Regions from separate parts of the Homo sapiens genome. Here all the other regions are linked to region 2. Evidence: chromatin loops called from intact Hi-C (ENCODE). Cell type or tissue: endothelial cell of umbilical vein. All regions are shown on one strand.

What was found. Hi-C counts contacts between places; a loop is a spot of excess contacts. Peaks named below come from ENCODE experiments on the same cell type or tissue, not always from the same donor. Only the 100,000 strongest peaks of a DNase experiment are listed, where the experiment ranks them.
Region 1: a loop joins it to region 2, with 2.0 times the contacts of the local background. A loop is called at or near these places in 4 of 110 quality-filtered maps.
Region 3: a loop joins it to region 2, with 4 times the contacts of the local background. A loop is called at or near these places in 2 of 110 quality-filtered maps.

What each region holds. Positions count from the first base shown.
Region 1 is chr9:22,208,619-22,216,618 of GRCh38, forward strand. No RefSeq gene overlaps it. Among named protein-coding and RNA genes, the nearest start is that of CDKN2B, 200 kb to the left of the region's middle. In endothelial cell of umbilical vein, no CTCF peak of the experiment used is centred here; DNase peaks (open chromatin) are centred at 3,243 and 6,153; H3K27ac peaks cover 1,258 bases.
Region 2 is chr9:22,114,935-22,122,934 of GRCh38, forward strand. CDKN2B-AS1 (CDKN2B and CDKN2A antisense cis and trans regulatory RNA 1) reads left to right here. Exons shown (of 19, transcript NR_003529.4): 17 at 3,710-3,833; 18 at 5,266-5,476; 19 at 5,570-5,779. Among named protein-coding and RNA genes, the nearest start is that of CDKN2B, 110 kb to the left of the region's middle. RefSeq lists enhancers at 2,378-3,577, 3,050-3,695. In endothelial cell of umbilical vein, a CTCF peak has its summit at 4,831 (motif pointing left); DNase peaks (open chromatin) are centred at 2,037, 2,777 and 4,837; H3K27ac peaks cover 1,687 bases.
Region 3 is chr9:22,443,551-22,451,550 of GRCh38, forward strand. DMRTA1 (DMRT like family A1) reads left to right here and starts at 3,274. Exons shown (of 2, transcript NM_022160.3): 1 at 3,274-4,182; 2 at 7,514-8,000. The coding sequence starts at 3,516. RefSeq lists an enhancer at 3,450-3,949. In endothelial cell of umbilical vein, a CTCF peak has its summit at 3,953; DNase peaks (open chromatin) are centred at 3,211 and 3,881; H3K4me3 peaks cover 1,582 bases; H3K27ac peaks cover 1,575 bases; H3K27me3 peaks cover 462 bases.

The sequences.
Region 1 (8,000 bases), 94 kb after region 2:
GAGGCTCAGTGCAGTGCATTTGAGAACATTGTTTTTTCTGTAAGGAAACAACTTGCTATCACTCTGACCTAGGCAACAGATTTACAGATGCACTTAGGAAATCTAGTGATCTTTACTATCTGCTATCTCTAAATGTGACTGAATTGCATTGAATAAATATTTACTGAGAGTCTACTAAGAAGAGCCTCCAAGATTCTGCATTAGATTTGTACAGAAGTCGCTGTAACATGCTAGGAGAGCCATCAGAGGAGACAGAAGCAAACTCATGGTGGTAAGAGGATGCAGGAGTCTGTGGTGGCTGTGGTCTTAGGAATATTTCAGGGTATCAAGGAAGTAAGCTAATGAATAATTTCTGAAAGGGCTTTGAATACTTGGCTGGCAATGGCAAGTTACATATGACCAACCTAATTATCACTTTGCTTCTCATCCAATAATGAGTCAGTGTCTGTCTGGTGAGGTTCTGACACACCCAAAGTGCTCTGCCAGCAGATATATGAAACTCTGAAGAATAGTCTTCATATGATCTTTGGTTGTGATATGATTAGGAGGGAGTAGTCTGAATTGTGGGGCTCCCTGAAGTCTTCAAGCAGGGTTCTGGTCCGCAAGTTCTCTCCTGGAAGGTGGGAGGGGTCCTGAGGGGTCATGATCTATTCAAGCCCCCATCCAACCCCCACATCACTAAACATTCCCATTTGTGTCTTCTGGTGCTTCATGTTACATATGAAGTACAAAGACCATTGAATACTTTCACTTTCATTTTGGAAATCCTATCTATTGAGGGTAGGAAATGTGGTTTCTAGGGTTTGTTGACCATTTGGTTACAATTTGGGATTGCAACTGACTTGCAGGATTTCAGACAATGCAAAGGCAAAGTCTAGTCTATTCCTGGAAGAAAAATCATGGGATGGGGAGACCTTTTTTATCTATGCCACTTTTTAACCTTTTTTTGGAGGTACTGGCAGTTATAGCCACATAATTCTATTAGGCCATCGATGGCTGGGTCTAGATCTGTGACTTTCAAATTAGGTCTTAATAGGGTTGGAATAGGGTTATAGTGGTGTCCATTGTAAATTGGTTCCTAAAATTTTATTTATGTCCCATCTACTCCTTTAACAAATATGCCTTAAGCACTTACTATGTGAGGGACTCTGTGTTAATTCTTGTCAAGAGATATAAAAATGTATAGTCTTGGCCGGCGCGGTGGCTCACGCCTGTAATCCCAGCACTTTGGTAGGCCAAGGTGGGTGGGTCACGAGGTCAGGAGATCAAAACCATCCTGGCTAACACGGTGAAACCCCGTCTCTACTAAAAATACAAAAAATTAGCCGGGCATGGTGGTGGGCACCTGTAGTCCCAGCTACTCGGGAGGCTGAGGCAGGAGAATGGTGTGAACCCGGGAGGCGGAGCTTGTAGTGAGCCTAGACTGTGCCACTACACTCCAGCCTGGGCGACAAAATGAGACTCCATCTCAAAAAAAGAAAAAAAAAAGTGTAGTCTTGCATGCCTCTTTATCACCTGTCAAGGGTGATAAGTTTAAAACAATTTTTTTCCTCTGGGATTTGAAGATTTTCTCCTGTTTCTTTTCTTCACTATTTCTTAAGATGAGAGTCTCTATGTCCTGTGAATATGTAATAAGCAAAGAACAAAAGTAGTTTTCTGACCTTTAACTGTTTCAGAATAGTTTTGAATATATTAGTTAAAATAGCATAATATTATGTCTTCAACATGAATACAATATCTTAAATTTCATGAAACATGGCACACACTTGTTCTGTGTAGTAACTGTAATAAGGCAGACATCGTTAAATGCCCTATTTTGTAGATGGTGACTCAGAGGTCAAGTAATTTCATTATGACTGGCCAAGTGGCAGAACCTGAACTGGAAAGGGGAGTGTGGTGCCCTTTCCATTGCTTTACATTTCCTTGTAAATGTCAAGAGCAGCTGAATGTTAGTATTCTTTTCAAACTGCAAAGTGACTTTTCAGCAATTGGGGTTGTTGTTTGAAATGTTTTTGAATGGCTTGTCTTCTATCTTTCCCTCATAGGAAAAGAAAAATACGACACATAGCCATGATTGAAGACGTGTACCTTCATCTGAGAAGACATCTGCAAATATTCTGGTCACTATTAAACTATATCCAATTTTTAAGTTGTTTATTTTTAAGTGAGGGCTGTTTTTATAGATAAAGTTTAAAAAGTCTGGCATTGTTGACATATATTTTACATTAACCTTTGCTTTTGGAAGAACCAGATATTCCCAATGTTAGTGTAATCGATCGTATTTTTTTGATTGTTATGTGGCAGTTGCATGTATTACGTTTTTAAGTTGTCATAATAACCTGGTGAGAGAAGTACTATTATTATTTGACTTTTGTAGATGAGAAAATTGAGAGACAGAAAAGTTAAGTGACTTGCCCAAGTTTATACAGCTAGCAAGTAGAAAAACTGAGATTTAAACTCGGGATGGACTTGTTCCAGAGCCCATGTTTTTAACCACAGCATTATACTGACCCGTCTTGGCACTGCACTGATGAGGTGTGTGATCTTTCTTAGGTCACCTAATGGTTTTGGTTTTCAGATTCATTTATGAGAAGGAGAATGCATGGGATAATTTATTTTCTGAGCAGTATTCCTTGTATGCTTACATGCCTTTATTTAGTCCTCACAAGAACCCTAGACATAGATAGAATTATTATCATCCTTATGTTACATATGGGAAAATTAGAACTTAGAGAGTTCAAGTAACTGCTAAAGGTGACATAATCGGTGTAAGAACTGGGAATCACCGCCAAGATTTCAATCACTATGCTTTACTGTCTTTCCTTTTTAGGGGCTTATGCTGCCGTCAAATTCTTTACATTGAATCCTGGCTTTTTATTTTAGAGTCATAATGGCAATATGTTTGTTTCATAAAACCTTTCATTTAGAATTCATCCAAGAAGTGACTTAGTCTACTTATGGCTGCAAATACTGGGGAGCCATTAGCACAGTGACAGCAATCTTAACAATGAAACATTGTGCTATTAATATTATATTATTATTTTTTTGAGGAGTCACATGTGTAGCAAACAGGATGTAACCGGACATGTCAGGCAAGCTGTTGCTAACCCTGAAGACTACAAGGGATTAAATTCTCATTATTCCTCAGAGTTAGTCCCCAAATATCTGTGTATGTTCAGTTTCTTCAGTTTGGCAGGAAGTTTTAAAGAACTAAACAGCATGCCCTTCCGCCTGTGGCATATTCATAAGCTATTTTTGGGTGAGTCATCGGAATTCTGTGGTTTGTATCCTGAAGGGGGAGAGGAGACACTGTATGTTTAGCCTTTTTTTTTTTTTTTGAAACAGCTAGTTGAAAAAAAAATTCTTTGATAAAAGTTCAACATTAGGTAAGAAATATCTGCGGCAGGATCTTTCCATTGTGATAAATATTCCTCTCATGTTCACATCTCTGGGAATATTATACAAGTTTAATTATTTGACCTGTGCATATTCATGGCTTGACCTAGTGCACACAGAAGCTCTGGTCTGGTGTTTAGCTGAGGCAATTCATGGGGAATAAACAACTGGCTAAATGAGTCTTCTTCTGTCCTTGGAGTCTGCTCCCTAATGTCAAATCAATGCAGTAAGCTGGATAGAGTTGTGGACATTTATGAAAACACAAAGACCAAGCCAAACCTTTTGAGGCCTGTTAGGTAATATAACTAATACTGTAATTGTGGGTTATGATTAAATATTTGTAATGGTAAAAAAAAGAAGTGGGTGAAAATTGACAGTCTTTTTCTTTGTAACAACAAGAGAGCCTAAGAGGGAATTCCAGTAATTAATACATATTTTCCTATCTCATCAGGAAAAGGAGCTGATTGTTAATGGAAGAAGGAAGAAATACAAGTTTGTTGGGTATTTAGTATATGCCAGACGCTGTACTAGGGCTCAAAAAAAATTCCATAGAGACCATTTAGATCTGGCGAACATACTACTTTCAGAAACTGAAGCGAGTTTGTGGTCTACAGCATCAGTAGTCCATAAGACAGAGATTTAAGAAAAGAAATGGTGGTATTTAACACCCCTGTTCAATTATAGTTATCCATATGATATGACTGACTGATTTGTGACTGTCAACAGACGTATTCATAGAGGACAATTTCAAGTTAATCTTCAAAATGGGAGAGTTAAATTATTTTTAAAAAATAAAGAGTGACTACTGTTTGGTCCTTGAAATGATGTTAGGTGGATCATGAATTAGGCATTAAATGGCATTAAAACACATAATGAGAAAATTCTCTCTTTTTAATTCCCTTTCAGTTTTCTGAGTATGTCAAGCAGGAAGTTTCAGTGTGGTGTTAGTGAAATGTTAGCTCTTCTCAGGGCAGGCAACATCTCCCTTCATAACACTCCTTTTTAGAGTTACATTTTATTATGTTTTATTTCTGGCAAGTGAAATTGGTTTCCATTTATATGGAGTAGATATTAAAAATGTATTCATATGAAATATTAATTGATTTAAAAATATTAACTAAATAATACATGTAGTGAGCTGAATGGGCAATGGGACACCACCCTGAAGAAATTATCCACTGTGTAAAACTTCACAATTTTAGTGATTAAGAGGCAGATGGTTTCATAAAAGAAAACAAAAAATATAGTTTGTTTAAGATCTACCTGCTTGTCCAGAGCAGTTGTGTTCAAAGTGTGGTCCATAGACAAATGATGGTCTATGAACTTTTTGCCTGTCTGGAAAAAAATAAATATAGAACTCGTGAGTAACCATTTAGAAACTTTTATAGCTTTTATAGCTTATAGCTTATTGCTTTCATATCCAATTGCACAATATATTTTTCTAGTAATTGTTTTTGGTATTTTACAAAAGTGTCATTCTGTGATAAATTAGGGGAAAACCTAATCATTTGAGAGGGATTGATCTAAAACATATATTTAGAACAAGAACAAAACTAAGAAAAGTGGTAGTCTAAGCAGTTATGGAAAAAGAACATGCATTGGCAGAAAGTATGCAATCATCACAGGATCTAAAAAATAGGAATAAAGAGACTAAGATGGTACCTTTGTAAGGATTGGGACTGTCACAATTATCTTATGGTTGTATCCCAAGGATCCAGTGTAGGTCTTGTCATATAATCAGCATTTGATAAATATCTGTGGAGTGAATGAAGAAGTAAATGAATCAGTGAATGAGCTATGGTGCTTGGCAAGTAGGTCTAATGCAATCGCCAGAGAAAATGCTCTATTACATTGCAGTAATTGTTCATCATGCTTTTCCATTTATAACACTCTCTAATTCCCTTTTTTTCTAGATATATAAATATCAAGTCAACTTCCAAGTATGTATTAATTAGCTTGTCAGTGAATCTTGATTCCAAAAATGTGGTGCCTCAATTTAAAATAAATACTTTTAAATATTGGGTTGAATACTACAACAGGAAGCATAGACTGGATTGTGTTTCAGTAGGAAAAACCTCACTGTCTCAATGGCTTAATCCAACAATCACTTATTTCTTTCTCACATATATGTCTAACAAAGACTGACATAGGGCTTTGCTTATTACAGTCATCTCAACCTGTGTTTCCATGATAACCGTAACAAAAGATGTAGCAAATAACACACTGCCTCTTAGAGCTTCTGCCTGGAAGTGACACATTTTACTTCTATCCACTTTTTTTTTTTTTTTTTTTTTTTGGCGAAAGCAATGAATTCACATCTAATATCAGCGAGGTAGGGAAATGCAGTCCTACTATGTACCAGGAAACTGGAAAGCCAGAAAAATTTCTTGAAGAACACTACTAACCAGCATATACACCCATATGAATTAGATTAACAATAATTATTCTACCTCTGGTTGATCTTCTGTGATTGTACCAACAGCACTGAGTTTATGCACTGCCAGATAACTGGGCTGAATCGTCAATGTGGTGATCCCGTGAACATACTGCTGTTGATACACTTCTGCCTCAGCTGTCAGCTTGCTTACTTTAGCAGCAGCTCTGTTTTCCATTCTTTCTAATATCAATAGTGACATCTGCTACAGAATACCAACTTCTCTGGTTTGAATTCTCTCTCTACCAACTAAACATTACAACTGAATATTTCCTCCCATGAGAAGGAAGGTGATTGGCCTTAGATCTTGCTCTGAGAGATTTCTTCTAATGAATTTTTTAAGTGGCTGCAAATGTAAACTTTCTGTAAATATTCTTGTGTGAGATTGTTAGAATGAGTCAGGTTCCAGGAAGCTGATCAAGCCTGAGAAAATTGAACATATGAAATTTCTAGACTTGCAAACTTGAGAAAGAGGCCTGAGGTCCTAGTGATCTATAGTATTCATGCTATGAGTGTTCAACAGTTTCTGTCTGTCTGTCTGTCTGTCTGTCTGTCTCTCTAACCTACTTATTTTCTAAATGTCTTCCAACACAGGACATACCAACATGTCTAAAGTGGGCTGGAAAGGATAATTCTGAGGTACATAAACATTTTTGCTCTGTAATGCAATATAAAATATCTCCACCCCTTGCTAATAGTTTTGCATAAAGTACTTAAAAATTTTCCAGAAAAAAAGATTTACCTTAAAGACATCACTTTTTTTAATGATACTGTCAGCATTATGTGGACTTCCAAAATTAGTGGAATCTGAATCCAGATGGGTGAAATCTAACGGCACACTAGAGAAAACCATGATTTTCAAAATTATAAATAAATATCAAAACCTCAATATCTGCCTCTGTCTACAAACAGATGACAGAAGGAGGCAGACGTTTGAGACTTCAAAATATGATTAGTATTAACAGCCAAATTAGATTACTAAATTTCTTAAAAGCCACTTTGAAGAGGCTTTTCCCCAAGCTGTCTGTATTGAACGTATTAACAGAATGATTTCCAGAACTTTACAAGATTGTGCCAGTGGACACAGACTAATCACCCGCTGAATTATGGGGGAATGGGGGAGGATTTTTTATTACTCCTACATCAGCTGTGGCACATCTAGACATGTAACTAATCATTTATTAGCCTCTAATTTTGGAAGCTGGCTTTAGACGATAATCCTCATAAAAAGCTAACAAGGAGATGCCTTTGATAAGGCAGTAAATCACTAAGTAGAGAAATAAGCAGTTGATTTATGACTACTTAAATATTTTAGTCTCTGAAAGATAAACCTCCATTTCTGTTTTGCAAGTGACATTCCTATTGTTCCTTAAAAAAATTAAACTTTGATTACGTGATGCAGACAGAACATATTTCCCCCAGTTTCAGAGATTGTAGTTGAGTGACTGAACTTAAATACTAAGATCACTTCCAATTTCCAGAGCCTACTCACTCAGTTTCTTGAAACAGTCTGTGTCTCCAGAGCAATCAGCCTGGCATTGGCAGAGCAGGTGCTCTGTTAGTATATTCTGGTGTGTAGTGCATCAATCCTGTGTTAAAAATTTAAGATTCTATAGGTAAAATATTACTCAAATCATAAAATATTGTCCTTTTAAAAAAATCTAACACATCCTTCATGTTCTTGTTTCAGGACCTTTGCATTTGTCACTCCTTGTAGCCAGAACACCCTTCTCTGAGATATTTTGTGGCTTATTCCTTTATGTCTTCCAAGTCTTTGTTAAAGTCTTGCCTTCTTAGAAAGACCACAGCTGGCCACATTTTCTATAGTATCACCTCACTCACTTTCTAGCCGTGCTGTTATTTTCTTCATAAAACCGAACTCTACTAACACATTAATTTGTCTATCTACTTATCTTTCTTCTTTATTAGAACGTAAACTCCATGAGATGGAGTGGTAGTAGTGTGGGAAGTACTTCATATTGTTTATAACTGTTTCTATAGTGCCTAGATTAATGCTTACATCTTACCTGCTGAGCACTTAATACTTTTAATAAAAGAATGAAAGGGGGTTGGAGCAAGGTGAAGAAATAGAAGGCCCCACCGATCATCCCCCAACCTACCTCCGCAAGGACACCAATTTAACAAATATCCACACACAACAAAACACTTT
Region 2 (8,000 bases):
TAACTCATGGCCCGATGATTTTCAGTTAACCAAATTCTCCCTTACTATCCTGGTTGCCCCTTCTGTCTTTTCCTTAGAAATGTTATTGTAGTATTTGCAAGATGGCCTGAATCCTGAACCCCCCATCTTCAATGAGCACCAAATGGTAATTATAGATTCCCAGCTGTAGAGCTATGTCAGACAAAGGAAACTTCATTAGTATGTACCAATGTTTGGACTCCAAATGCTTTTGTGTCTGAGTCACAAGGACTCCTCTTCCTTGGTGGCTTAAAGTTAGGCTGAAGAAGATTTACATTATGTTGTGCATGACCTCTTTAGTTTGGTTCTACTTATACTTTCAAGGAGGGAAGACTGGGGAAGGTGTCCCTTAGTGAGCATATTTTGTACAAATGAAAACAGGGTACTAACACTTATGCCAGGACGCATGCATAAACTAGGATGGTTCTGAGAAAACTGCGATATATGATCACTCCAGGGTCTCCCCTCTCAGAAGCGAGGGAGACTTAAACCTTTTACATCACCAAGTACATGGAAAGAAAGACAGCAGGGAAGTGATTCCGAAGAGAAACCTGAAAAAAGCAATGTGGAAAGATAGACACTTTAGCCTTTTCTTTCTTCTCAAAACTTCACATTCCTTTTCACTCTGCTTCACTTAAGCTGCCCTAGTTCCAGAGTGTTTCCTCTCTTGGGTGAAGATGGGAACAAGTACATGGGGTAGCAAGGGGTGGGTGGGACCTGTGCTCCCATTAAGGTTCTTCCAGAATCATTTCTATGTGATTATCAGCTTGGATCACATGGACTTGGGGATTATTGGTGGTTTTCTAGGGTAAACAGGGCATATTGTGCTGGAGGACATATTTTATATGTAACAATTTGGGGAAATTTTCTTTTATATTAAATAAAACTGAGATATGTAATGAATTAGGATGAAAAATTCATATTCATCTGAATTTTATAAGTGAATCATGAGAACTCAAAGATACTTAGCCCTTGGGACCATTTTTTACTCCTGTTCGGATCCCTTCAGCTAAGCATGATTATTTACTATTTTCAGCTATTAGTTATGTCTTGTTGAAAAAGTATGAAAAGAGCTGCCCAATAAATTAGAGTGTATGCTCAACATTCTCTTAGCTTCTTTATCTCTTTCCAAAATTGGATCAAATGACATTGGACATGATCAACTTCTTACTGTTTTGACAAACATCTGAGGATACTTTTATAATTGATAATTTGGACTAGATTATGCAATGTGTGATGAGACACAAGGTAGTCTGTACTCCCCATGATATGTATATCTGTTTGATATACTCAAACGGTGTATATCAAACGGATATAAGTTTGAGTAGGTATGGAGATGAGCCAGGGTTTATTTCTTCAACTAGTATTTACTGAATGGTCTTATGTGCCACAACTGTTCTGGAAACTGTGATACATTAATTAACAGATAAAGCCTTTCCCTCACAATGCATAACAGACCCAACAGAGTATGAATGTACATACAAACTAGTAAATAAGAAAACAAATAAAAGTATTCAGATAGTGCTATAACTACTGGGATGAAAATCGAGCAGGAAGGAAAATATAGCCTGCTTGATGTGGAAGACAGGGATAGCCTCTCTGAGGAGGTGACATTTGACCCAAGACCTAAATGAGGAGAAGGAGACAGTGAGATGAAAATGAGGGAAACAGCAATGGCAAATACAGAGAACTTGAGACAACTTGGCCCATTGGAGGGACAGAGACAAAGCCAATGTGGGACCACAGGGGATGAAAGGGAGGCTGATTGGAGAAATAGGCAGTGCTGAGGCCATAAAAGGTCCTATAGGTCATGGAAAGACATTTGGTTACCATTCTAATGACAGTGAGATGTTACTGGGGAGTTTTAAACTGGAGAATGTCATAACTGTCCAGATGTAACCAAATAGTAAAACCATTCTTCCTGAATAACTTGGCTAAAAGGAATATTATGACTACAGATGTACATGAAGATTAAGCAGAACATGGAAGAAAGGCCTCAAGTAAACTTGACCTCACATAAATATGGGAGGAAGATCAAATGGAAGCTGGGAGTGTTGAAAGAATGTAAGGGGAATGACTTCTAATAATGAACAAAAAGCTGTTATTTTATTATGAAGAAAAATGTTATGCATCTTATGCATGCAGAAGAAATTCCCATTCAAAAGACTTGGAAAATGTCTTGGGTGTTTACTATAATAAACCTTTTAAGATATAGAAAATTCACATATTTAGAGCTTAATTTCTAAAGAGCTCAGACTTCTCAGTTTATTATATGCTATGAAATTTTGTTTATTTTTAATTTAACCTACTTGTGTGCAAAATCAATAAGGAAGCTTAAGGAATATAAACAACTATTTAACATGGCCATTTAAATAGATTCAAAGTAAAGAATATCAGCATAGTGTTTCTTTGATATGACAACCCCTCCTCCCAGGGCACTTAAATGAAGGGTTGGGGGGGAATCTTAACCTGAAATTGAAAACCCTGAAATCATGTTTCCAAGGAAGGAGAAGGAAAATAGGAAAAACAAAAACAAAAAGCAGCAACTCATTTGGAAGCTCGTGGGAGAGGAGAGGAGGATTCATACATCTCGGACTGGTTTGCCTTAGCAAGTGAATCATTTAAATAGGAAAAAACAGGGGGCTGACTCAGCTTGAGCAAACTCTTGCTATCCCCTGCTGAGGTCCGCACTTGCTGTGGCCCCTGCCGCTCTCCTCGGACCTTGCTGCCCTCCTCCTTTGTCACTGTGGAGAAACAGGAAGGAATGTTTATTAGCAAGACTGACTGGGGTCACACCCAAGGCAATATCAGGTTTTTACCTCTCCCAGGCCTGGGAAGAGGTTCAAGGATCAAGGACAAGCTCCCGGTTAGAGTGAGAGGCAAGTTCAAACCTTTGAAAAATAAACTCACAACCAGCATTTGGCACAGGCCTCTGGAGTTTACAGAATGTATCTGCCTGTGTGTGATTTCATTAGTTCCTCCTGCCAATCTAATGAGATTTTACGTCCTGTAACAGTGAGGCAATTGGAGTCTCAGCAGGGAAAGGAACTTGCCTAAAACTGCAGGATGGGTAGCGCTTGGATCCTGACTTTCTGACTCCTAGGACTGTGCTGTCTTCAGATGATCACATGCCTTCTTGGCAGATGTTTCTAACAAAGGAGAGAGTTGCCCAGGGTGGGGCTCTGCTAGCTCCCTTGTCATGAGCCATTCTCTCCACATTGCCTTTTAGTTGCACCACATAGTCACCTTCAATTAGCTGTGCGAATAGGCTCACTCTTATGCTAACATGTACTAAAAGTGAAAATGGGGAGAGAGAGAGAGAGAGAGAAAGAGAGACACACAGAGAGAGAGACTCATATTATGGTATGTTCCCTGCCCCACCCCACTCCACTCCCTCTCAACAGGGAGAAAGTACCTGAAGAAAATCATTGCTATGAAGGGCATAGCCAGCTAAATGGGTGTCACTTAGTCTGAAAAATCTCAAAGATGTCAATAAGCCACTCGAGACAACAAGGAACCTGTTTTCCTGTCATCATTCCTTCTCAGTCCTTGGCTTTGGGAAGGGTAACTTTATGGAGAGAGAAGAACCTCTGTGGAGTTAAAAGGTTTATGAACTTTTTTCCCTGCAACAAATCAGTGACAGCTGTTCCACAGGCTGATGGTTTTCCCTTTACCTTTCGTTTTTTAACAGCTATGTCTCACAGTCCAGACTTGGAGTACAAGTAATAAGAAGAATAAAACTTAATCCCTTAAGTAGATTCACCATAAGTTAGCTCAGAGCAATTCCAGTGCAAGTATGGTCTGTGATCCAGTAGGTGAGTGACTCTGCTGCTGAAATTCACATGTATGTGAATTTCACAGTGGCCTTTGCTTTGTAGCATGCTGTAATCCTTTTGTCCATTTTCATCACACGAACTGCTGAATATAGGATTGTTAAATGGATGGGGAGATATCATGAAAATGATTAAAGAAGAAAGTTCTTATTTAGGGGTGCATACCTGCCTATCTGACCATTGTACTTAGGCAATCGGGATCTTGCTTTAAGAAAAGGTAGGCATTGGAGTCAGGCTGCTGGAGTATGAATCACTATGCTATCATTTTTCATTTGTTTTTGCTCTGTTACATTAGGAAAGTTATGTAGAATTTTGTGCCTCAGTTTCCTCATTCAATATGGGTGTAATAACTGTGCCTGTCTTGTAGGATTATTGTGAGGCCCAAGTGCAATAATATATAGTACACTGTGTCTGGCATCTAGTAAGCATTCATTAAGATGACATGAAGATAACACAGATATATCTTAACATGTAATTATGATTTTGCTTATTCAAGGCCAAGCATTCCAATTTAATGGAGTTAGGCAAACACAGTAAATTCATTGCTCTTTCCTTTTTATGCTACTTCCTTTGAAGAGGCAGTCAAGTTCCATTTGACTGATTCGGAACTTTTTAGCAATGTATATTATGCTGACTTCACTCTTATGCGCTCTTGGGGCTATAATTCATCAAGTTAGGCGAGCAAAGAAGTGTGTTGGTGAAAGAGAAATGAGGAAGAACAAGGAAGAAAAAAAGGGTCATGAGCTTATTCACTGCCAATATTTATTATATGGAACAATGACCATCCTTCAGAAGTGTTTGTTCTCTATTATACTGTAGGTGTGGAAGAATTATCATTGCTCAATAGCTGTCTCAGTCACTACCTGATAGACTTGGGAGGTCTGGCTATTTCAGGGCGCATTTGACATACAGTGACATTTTTGGATTAAAGCTTTCATGATGAGTGCCAGTCTGGGTCCAAAAGGGTTGAAAGCTGTCGCCATCTATAGGCTAGTTGTTTGTAGTAAAATACTTTCCCTCACTGCATTAGGTTCTTGGTACCATTTATCTAGCAGAGTTCTTCAGTGGGCTTGAGGCTTAGCAGTCAAGTTAAAACAATAACCAACATCCCAAACCCAGTGGCTGTCAAATTTCAGTGAGGTGGCATAGAACTTTAGCATGAACTTGAGCTTGGGTTCAGCTAGACTTTCATATAAATCCTTGTTTGAAGTTAGTAGCTGTGTGATCTTGGGCACTGATATTAAACCTTTATGAGAAAGTTATGTCTGAAATATGGGAAATAAACCTTCCACTTAGGTTGTTGTGAAGATTCAATGAGTTGTAACGATTGTATACACTATAATGATCTATATTACAGTTGTTTCATAAATATGATTGCCTTCATTTTATTCTTTCCTTGTCTCGTTCTTCCCAGTATCTTACAGACAGCAAGTTGAACATTGTGGGATGCATGAGCTATTGAGGCCTTTGCAGCTTTCTGCTACATGGAGGCTAGGGCCAGAGTCAAGATTTATGCTTTGCAGCACACTGGTCAGCTGTTTTTGCAAATCAGATTAAATGATTTTTAAATGAGGCTGAGAGCATGGGAGATACTAATGTGTGTTTCCTTGTGAGCTACTGCATAAGTAAGTGCTTTGTAAAATGTCAGGGGCTCCAGGATTATATGGTATTACTGTCACTATTGTAAGCACTTCTACCTTTTTTTTCTCCTTTTACAGGTTAGGAAATTGAAATACAGAAAGATGAAAAGTGATTTGCCCAAGCATATAGATCAAAGCTGTGGCAGAACCAGGACTGGAACCTATATCTCTCTACTAATGGTTTTTTTAAAAAAATAACCTTGTTTCAAAAATATTAAAAAGTCACAAGAAAGGTAAACATGTGGATAAACAAAATGAAGAAAATAAAAATTATCCAGTAATAACATATTGGCATATGTCTTTCTGGTATATTTTCCTGTGTTGTCATCATTATCATCTCCATCATCATTATATCCATCATTATCATCATCATCATCATCATCATCATCATTATCATCACCATAGTGAACATGTAATGCTTACCTAGTGCCAGATGCTGTCTAGGCATTTTACATGTGTTACTGGTAACTCATGTAATCCTCATAACAACCTTATAAGGTGGTTGCTATTATCCCCATGTTACATATGAAGAGACAGAAGCATAAAGAAGTTGCACCGCTGGTAATTGGCTGGGATTTGAACTTAAGCAGTCTAACCTTAGAGTAATGATTTTAACAACTATGCTATATACATACAAATTTACAAAATAAAACTGGGCTCAGACAATAAAAACAGCTCTCTTTTCATGTTATAATACTTTTTCACCCCATAACACATAATCACTAATGTTTTAAAGATCAAAACAATGCACATAAAATGTACTGGTTTTAAAAAAAAGAGGAAATAGCCACTTACCTCAACCAAACTAACTTGGAGATAGATTAGATTGATAATGGCAAGGGTGATGGGTAGATGGGTAGAGGTTGCTCAAAAAGAAACACAAAATATATCCTCTTTTAAGGATCCTGATGCTTTGCTCAAAGTAATTTTTATTCTTTTAAAACTAAAAAAAAACTGTACAAAATTCATAGGGTACATAGTGGCGCTTTGATATATATAATGTATAGTGATCAGATCAGGGTAATTCGCATACCCAGTCATCCTATAGTGGGTATAGAACACCAGAACTTATTCTTTCTATGTAGCTATAATTTTGTATCCTTTAACAATTCTCTCCCTATCCCTCCCTTCCCCCTACTTTTCCTAGCTTCTAGTATCCTCTGTTCTACTTTTTACTTCTATGAAATCAACTTTTTCAGCTTCTGTATGTGAGTGAGAACATGCGGTGTTTAGTAGGAAATTTCTGTTCCTGGCTTATTTCACTTAACACAGTGTCCTCCAAGAGCATCCATCCAGGATTTTATTGCTTTTTATGGCTTAATAGTATTTCATTGTGTATATATACCATATTTTCTTTGTCCATTCCTTTGTTTTTGGATGCCTGGATTGATTCTATAACTTGGCTATTGTGAATAGTACTGCAATAAACATGGTCTGTAGATGTCTCTTTGATATAATGATTTTCTTTCCTTTGGATAAATTGCTAGTAATGGGATTGCTCAATCATACCATAGTACTATTCGTAGTTTTTTGAGGAACCTCCATTCTGTCCTCCATAGTGGTTGTACTAGTTTACGTTCCCACCAACAGTGTATAAGAATTCCCTTTTCTCCAAATCCCTGCCAGCATTTGTTATTTTTTTTTTTTTGTCTCTTTGACAATAGTCATCCTAACTGGGGTGAGATGATACCTCATTGCAGCTTCAATTCACATCTCCCTGATGATTAGGGATGTTGAGCATTTTTTCATATATTTATTGGCCATTTGTATGTGTTCTTTTGAGAAACGTCTGTTCAGATCATTTTCCTACTCTTTAATTAGATTGTTTTTACTGTTGAGATGTTTGAGTCCCTTATATATTCTAGATATTAATCTCTTGTCAGATGAGTAGTTTGCAAATATTTTCTTCCATTCTGTAGTTTGTATATTCACTCTGTTGATTACTTCCTTTGCTGTACAAAAGCTATTTGGATTGATATAATCCCATTTGTGTATTTTGTTTGTGTTACCTATGTTTTTAAGGTATTATTCAGAAAATTTTTGCCCAGACCAAGGTCCTGAAGCATTTCTTCTATGTTTTCTTCTAGTAATTCTATTTTTCATGTCTTACATTTAGGTTTTTGATCCATTTTGCAATGATATTTATATAGGGTGAGAGACGGGAATCTAGTTTAATTCTTCTGCATATAGATATCCAGTTTTCCCAGCACCATTCGTTGAGGAGACTGTCCTTTACCCACTGAGTGTTCTTGATATCTTTGTTAAAAATCAGGTGGTTGTAGATATGTGGATTAATTTCTGGGTTCTCTATTCTGTTCTATTGATCTATGTGTCTGTTTTTATACCAGTACCATGCTATTTTGTTTACTATAGCTTTGTAGTATACTTTGATGTCTGGTAGTGTGATAACTCCAGCTTTGTTCTTTTTGCTTAGGATTGCTTTGGCTGTTTGGGGTCTTTTGTGGTTCCATATAAATTTTAGAATTTTTTTTTCTATTTCTGTGAAGAA
Region 3 (8,000 bases), 330 kb after region 2:
CTTATTTTGGTTGAATTTAATGCTCCACTTCTAGTTTCCCAAGTTGGAAACTGAGGTCATTGGTTTGAGATTTCTTATTAATAATATAGGTGTTTAGTGATATAAATGACTCCCCAAAGTATGGTTTTAACTGCATCCCACAAATTTTGATATGTTGTATTTTCATTTTTACTCAGTTTAAATACCATTTTCCTTTATATTTCTCCTTTTAATATGGGTTATTTTAAAATGTGTTATTAATTTCCACACACTTTAGGACTTTTCTTGATTTATTTCTTTTATTGATTTCTGTTTCAATTCCATTGTGGTCAAAAAGCATACTTCATACAATTTGAATCCTTTTATTCATCCTTGCTTTTATGGTCCCGAATTTGATTGATTGGTAAATGTTCCATATGCACTTCAAAAAGACAAGCATTCTGTAGTTGTTGACTTGAATGCTGTATATATTTCACTGGATCTATCTGTTGACAGTGTGGCTCAAATTGTCTATATCTTTACTGGTTTTCTGCCTATACTATCAATTATTGAAGGAGGATGTTGAAATCTGACCATAATTGTGGATATATCTATTTCTTTTTACAGTTGTTTTTGTTTCTTGTATTTTGAGGCAATGTTATTAGGTGCATACGTATTTAGAATAATGGTATTTTCATGAAGTAAATATTATCCCTAGTAATATTACTTGCTCTGAAATCTATTTTGTCTTATAGTAATAGAGAGCTACTTCAGTGTTAGGGTGAAATATTTTTTTTTTTCATTTCATTTCAGATTTTCCATTGCTAGTATATCAGAAACACAATGATCTTGTATTAGACATGCCTGTATTAAAGTCATAAATCATTAAAGTTTAAATAATCTTAGAAATTATTTAACCCAACTGTTTCATTTTGCAACTGAGTAACCGAGACCAAAAAGATAGAGTTACTTTTCAACACCACAAATCTGGTCATTGGAAGTGCCCTTATCTTCTGTCAGATACACTGCTTATTTGAACCCATCTCTCTTGATTTCCTGGCCAATAATCTTTTCTCCTGAAAGCACTGTCACCACGTAGGCCAATCACACAAATTCCAAGATGGGATACTTACTATGAAAATGGTTACATTTTTAATACCAATCTAATTTTGGTTCACCAACAATTTTGGATACCTTTCTTCTATATTTGACTGAATGTATAACAAGTCTGGTTTTTGAGTTCATTTAAGACAAAGAAGTTCTTCTAAAATATAATAAAATTCTCATTTAGCACTTGAAATATCATTCCTAAATATTAATATTTAAAACTCTTTTATTAAGAAAAGTAATATATATCGAGAACCTAGGTGTTAGGAACAGTAAAATATGCATTTTATTATATACATTATGATTTAGGTAAGTTATCTCGTTTAATCCTCAAGTAACCATATGATTATTCTCATTTTACAAATGAGAAAATTGAGGACAGAGTGAGATAAAGTAACTTACTAAAAGTGGATCCAGAATTTGAGAGCAACACTTTTTGACTCCAAAACCACCAAGACAATGTTTTCCAGACCTCAATTTTTTGGCGATGTATGCATTATCTGCATAATTCTTCATTTAAATTGACAAATATTTAACTTAAATACATTTATTTAAAAACTATTTTTACTTCCTTGGAGGAAAACCAATATCACTTTCCATAATTATAAGATAACTTTAAAAATCAAATAAAAACAGAAAAATATCGCTAAACTCTAGGTAAACATTTTACTTGCTGCTCTTTGTTGTTGTTATTGAAAAACACAATTAAAAGGTATTTTAAAAATTTAAAAGACATATTTGCATTAAGCTGAACATTCCCATTATGTAACCTGAAGCTCCTAAAAAGAATAGAAAAGAAAATTGCTTTCTCGTTAGGTAATTCATTGTATTTTAATGATCCATTTAGAACTAAAAACTCATCTCTCAAAGGACGGATGTGAGTCCACAGTTAGGGCATCAGTACATTTTAGGCAGGAGTAGCTTGAACAAAGATAAAGAGTTGTGAGAAAGGTTGGATATCATAGAACCCCCAGAGGTTAGGAATTCCTTGAGTGGTAGTTCTAAACATTGTATGTAATTTTCACCTTCAGAGTTTAAGACACAGACAAAAAGAATCAGAATACATTACGTAGATTGGAGTGTCCATCTCTTTTAAAAGTTCCCTAGGTAGTTCCAGTTCTTAGGAAGGGTGGAAAACTTCTACGATAGGATGTTTGTATGAGAGGATGGTAGTGGTGGTGATGGTGTTGAGTAGGTTGGTAGGAGAAAGGCCAGATAGATCAGCAATATCTGCTCTGAATGTGAACAGGTGGAATGGTAAAAATATCATTATTAATTGCTATCTTAGGGATGGAAAATGAATAACTTGTCCAAGGTAGTTGGATACCATCTTGAAGAGCTGGCAGAGTGCTGACGCTACCTTCCATTAAGAATAAACATTCATGAATTTTCTATCTCAGATGCTCTTTTGACTTAAACGCCTTATGGTCTTTTCTTATAATTAAAGGCATTAAATTCATATGTGAAGAATGCATTCATGACAGCATATTTAAATAATGATCTAAACGACTTTCCCCAATACTTTACAATAGACATAAGTATTTTTGAAACAGCTTTAACACAATCGCTGCCTATAAATAGGCGCAGAGAAGAGTTTGATAACTTTTTTAAAGTAGCAGTATTTTAAAATAGAGTACACACAACCCAAATTCGCATGTGTAAATAAATAGAATGCATGAAAAGAATCTGAATGTGAATCACTTCCCTTAGTTATTTATCCATTGTTTTGATGCTGTCCTAAGACCCATTTAAAATAAGGCATCTTTCTGGTGGGTAACAAATTCGTAGTCTATCAAGCTGGGATCCCACTAACATTGGCCAAACTGCTGCAGACATGAAGACTTCATCTGGGAACCCGAAAGGAGAACTCAAAATCCAAATCTTCAGACTTTCTTAGGAGAAGCGTGGAAGTGGGAAAAGGAGAAATTCAAACTCTGCTTAATTTCAAAAGGGCAGTAAAAGGGGAGGCTGCAAAGGCTAGTTTACAAAAATAGACGTCGAGAACTCCTAGGGAAGCAAGTAGAAACGGGCTTTTTTTGGGGGAGGAGACATTTGCAGCCCATTGGACGGATTCCCCGCCGCCCTCCTCCCAGAAGGTCCCCACTCCCCGCCCCGGGCCCTCCCCCGGCTTCCGCGCTGGGCCGGGAGCCTGGGTGGGCGGGGTAGCCTCTCTAGCCTTGCCTTCTTGGCTGGAGGCACAAAGGCATTAACTTAGCGCCCGGGGTCTCTGCCAGGCTCACGGGACAGCTGCACCTCTCAGCGTCTCCAGCTCCAGGACGCGGTCGTCCCAACTCCTTCCGAGTGGAAAGAGTGTAAAACTTTTGTCCGTGCGCGGGTGGAGCTCAGTAGGACCACGGCGCGTCCTGCCCCGGCTTCCCCAGCCTCCCAGCAGGGTTAGCTGCGGTCAGCGCACTTTCCACTTGGGACTCCCGGCCAGAAATTTCTCGGGAATGGAGCGGTCACAGTGTGGCAGCAGAGACCGAGGCGTTAGCGGCCGACCTCACTTGGCCCCTGGGCTAGTGGTGGCTGCCCCTCCGCCCCCGTCCCCGGCGTTGCCGGTACCATCGGGGATGCAGGTTCCCCCAGCGTTCCTGCGGCCGCCCAGCCTCTTTCTGCGAGCAGCGGCCGCGGCCGCCGCCGCCGCTGCCGCCACCTCGGGAAGCGGAGGCTGCCCGCCGGCTCCCGGGCTGGAGAGCGGGGTAGGCGCGGTGGGCTGCGGCTACCCGCGGACGCCCAAGTGCGCCCGCTGTCGTAACCATGGTGTGGTGTCAGCGCTCAAGGGCCACAAGCGCTTCTGCCGCTGGCGGGACTGCGCGTGTGCCAAGTGCACCCTGATCGCCGAGCGCCAGCGCGTCATGGCCGCCCAGGTGGCGCTGCGCAGGCAGCAGGCGCAGGAGGAGAGCGAAGCCCGGGGGCTACAGAGGCTCCTGTGCTCGGGGCTCTCCTGGCCCCCCGGTGGTCGGGCATCCGGGGGCGGCGGCAGAGCCGAGAATCCACAGTCCACGGGCGGCCCTGCGGCGGGGGCTGCGCTGGGACTGGGTGCCTTGAGACAGGCCAGTGGTTCCGCGACCCCCGCTTTCGAAGTTTTCCAGCAAGATTATCCTGAGGAAAAACAAGGTGAGTTGGTCTTTGATTTACTCTTTGCTCAAGGAATGGTTGTTCTGGAAAGAAACTCTGAAACAAGCCACCGTGTCCATAGGCGGGCAGGAATAGTTGTTTAAAAGAAACACTTTAAGTTTTGGGGAACTGCTCAGCAATATGGACATTAATGAGAGTGTGAGAGACCCCATCGCCTTCACTTTGGAGGAATTTACTGTTGTTCCCTCAGGTGATAGGATGAGATAATGAAAAAATGAAGCATGGGTGGTAACAAATGAGCAATTCACCCTAGGAGTAGAGTTATTTACTCGGAAGTTGATTTGACTTTCACTGTGTGAGTAGAACTTCAAGCAGGCATTGAGCGAAAAGCTTCGTAAGAGGTGCTGTGTTTGAGTCTGCTCTGTACTCTTTCCAGACAGGATCTCACTCTGTTGCCCAGGCTGGAGTGCAGTGGCGCCATTACAGCTCACTGCAGCCTCAACCTCCCCAGGCTCAGGTGATCCTCCCTGCTCTGGACTGTTTTCAGCTGTAAAACCAGAGCTGATTTTGCGTGGGAAACTCTGATAGTTGGGGATGCAGTTCTTTACTACATGTTGGGGCAAACATTTGTTGCAAGCTTGATGTGGGGAAGAGACTGAAATCTACCAAACCATCGTCTTTCTTTGTTTCTTCACTCTAAATTGTTTTCGCAAAATGTAATTTGTAAAACCATAGGTAAGAATTTCAAAGTTCAATATTAGAGGTTTTTTATCCAAGGAGTTTTCATTATTTTTCTCTTATTTTTTGACTGCGAGTCAGTTGCCTTCATTTCCTGCGTTAGGAGATATATTTTAGTGAACTTCATAGCCCTCCACAGGGCCTACTAAGCAGTGAAAATATCATTGTGATTTTTTTTTTGTATAAGTCAAAAACTTATACAAAACTTATAAAGCTGTATTATATGAAATTGTATGATAGCTATACAGTAAACTATTAATTAGAAACCTTCCTTGAATTATGAAAATTGCAGATCTCAACAGATTTTTTCGCTCAATGGCTGCTTGAAGTTCTACTCACACAGTACATTCGAAAAATTCTGTGAATTGAAATGAGGCATTCAGTTCAGAGTGAATTTTGTGTTTGCATGTGTCAACTTTTGCACATATTCTAATTTATTTGAGTAGGCAAAACAGACTTTCTACAATTCCCATGAAAGATGAAGGTGCTAAAGAGCACAGTTATTAAGTAAAAGTGCTATGAAAGAGAAGTAAAAGTGAGAATTCCTGAAACTACACCGATAGTGAAATGGCTGACATCTCCCTGTGAGACACTGATTTATGTGATTTCTAGTTGGTACCAAAGTGTTCTGTTTTATAGAGCTAATTATTTTACTTTGTTCTTTGCCTCAGATGATGCCCCCTCCCCCATAAGAAGCAAGCTAATGTTTGAAAGGTTACTTCAATAGCTTTCTAAATTGACTGGTTCTCTTACACAATAGCCATGAACTGTGGTAAAATAGTCTATTTAATTTACTCATTCATTAGACAAAGACTAACAGTGATTTAGAAGTGAACAAGTTTTTCCTACACAGAAGAACCTTATATTCAAAAGAAGGCAGACTATATGTATCCAAAAACTACAATGCAAGGCTTAATATACAATGATAAATGCAATAGAAGTAAAGCAAGCTGTAGGACTTGAGAAGACAGAGAGACGATATAAGTGGTATTATATTTTAAAGACACCATATTTTCTAAATAATCTTATGCAAATTGGTATTTCATTACATATATTGTACTGTGAGTAAAATATAACAAGACATTATTTTATGATTTCATGCATAAATTGCTATAGAGATGAAATGTTGATAATTGACATGTTCGGGGGCATGCTCATTCATATTTACAAGTAAAGTGGAATGGAGGACTAATGCTAATCTATTTCCACTTGGCAAATTTCATTAGAAAAGTATTATTGTGTTATTTAAAGTTGAAAATCCTATAGAGTGTTTGCAATTTTTGCAGTAGTGACATTCTTTTTTTCATATGCTTATGGGAACAGCATATAGGAACAGCATTTTGAACTTCAAAATGCTAAATTGTATACACTTTAATTTTAAAATAAACTATAGCTATTTCTTTAGAATTTAGAACTGAATTCTTCTTAAGAAAACTGGAGAAAACTGGAGTATTGCAAATCATATTTACAAATCACTGTCTTAGGCAATATTTGTTTTGTGACATTCATAAACTTGGTAGAAAAAGGAAGTTGGACAGAATTACTCTGCACACTCCACTTAACAGTTTACTCTTACCTATATATCTCTAGGGTAATAGAAAATGTAAACCAAAGTAAAAGTTACATAGTAAATATGGCTATTTTAATTTTTGTGGTGTTAACCTAGTAAAGGGTATTAACATATTCTTGTTTGATTAATATGCTCAACATGTTGAGATAGAAAAACCAGAACTTTGTGTAAAAGTACTTTTGGAAAATTGCCCCTAACATTGGAGGAGGGCTGTGATTTAAAGCAAATGCCTAATATGTTGTTTTTAAAAGACAATTTGAGGATTTGTGTAGATTGCAATAGGACAGTTTATAATTTTCTTTTACAAACAATTTGCTTTTAAAGTCTGTTATTGATATTTCTTAAGGATTGAAAAAGAAAGTACATTTCATAGAGGATTATGAAAAATACCGTCTGTGTCATCTCTCATAAAATGAAATATGCAAGCTCTAGTATGATTTGGGATTGACATAGCAATAGTACTTATTGGTTTAAATCTGAAATGAAATGAACAGTTTTTTTTTACATTATTCAAGTAAATTAATTATAACCTGAAATATGAGATAAAAAACCAATTGTTAAAATTTAGCATTAGTGATTAAATAGAATATTCATTTTCAAACTAAGATTATTCCTTTTATTCCTTATTCATTTTATTCAGTTCTCTTTCCATAGTGTCATTCTGAAAAAATATCACTTAGATAACAACAAAACTTAGGTGACATTTAGGAAGATCCCACACAACCAAGATAGAACAGACAGTGTGCCATATTGGTGTTATGCAGACAATTTGGGGTAACAATACACTCTCATCTTCTGATTCCTAAATATAATTGCATTTTAATATTGCATACCTTTGTGATTCTGAGATGATATAATAGTATACTTTTCACTATTCCAGCACCTGCATTTCTGAATAATCTTTTAAATTTGAGTTATTCATTAAAATGTCTTGGAGTGTATAAATATTACTAATTAATAGGAGTGAATTAATTATATTATCCAGCATTATTTTTGAGTGAGCAGTACCACATTCTGGGAAGTCTTCCCTGTATTTGATTTTTTTTTCCCCCTCTTCTCCAGAACAAAAAGAGAGTAAATGTGAGTCATGCCAGAATGGACAAGAAGAACTGATCTCCAAATCCCATCAGCTTTACCTAGGATCATCTTCTAGGTCTAATGGTGTCATTGGGAAACAAAGTATCGGGTCATCTATTTCAGAATACTCCAACAAGCCTGATAGTATCCTGTCTCCTCATCCTGGAGAGCAATCAGGAGGTGAAGAGAGTCCCAGGTCCTTATCATCCTCTGATCTGGAATCAGGAAATGAAAGTGAATGGGTCAAAGACTTGACTGCGACCAAGGCAAGCCTTCCGACAGTGTCCTCAAGACCAAGAGATCCTCTTGATATCCTTACTAAGATTTTCCCAAATTACAGGCGCAGCCGGCTAGAAGGCATTCTACGGTTCTGCAAAGGGGATGTGGTCCAAGCCATTGAACAGGTTTTAAATGGCAAAGAACACAAGCCAGACAACAGGAACCTAGCAAACTCAGAAGAACTGGAAAACAC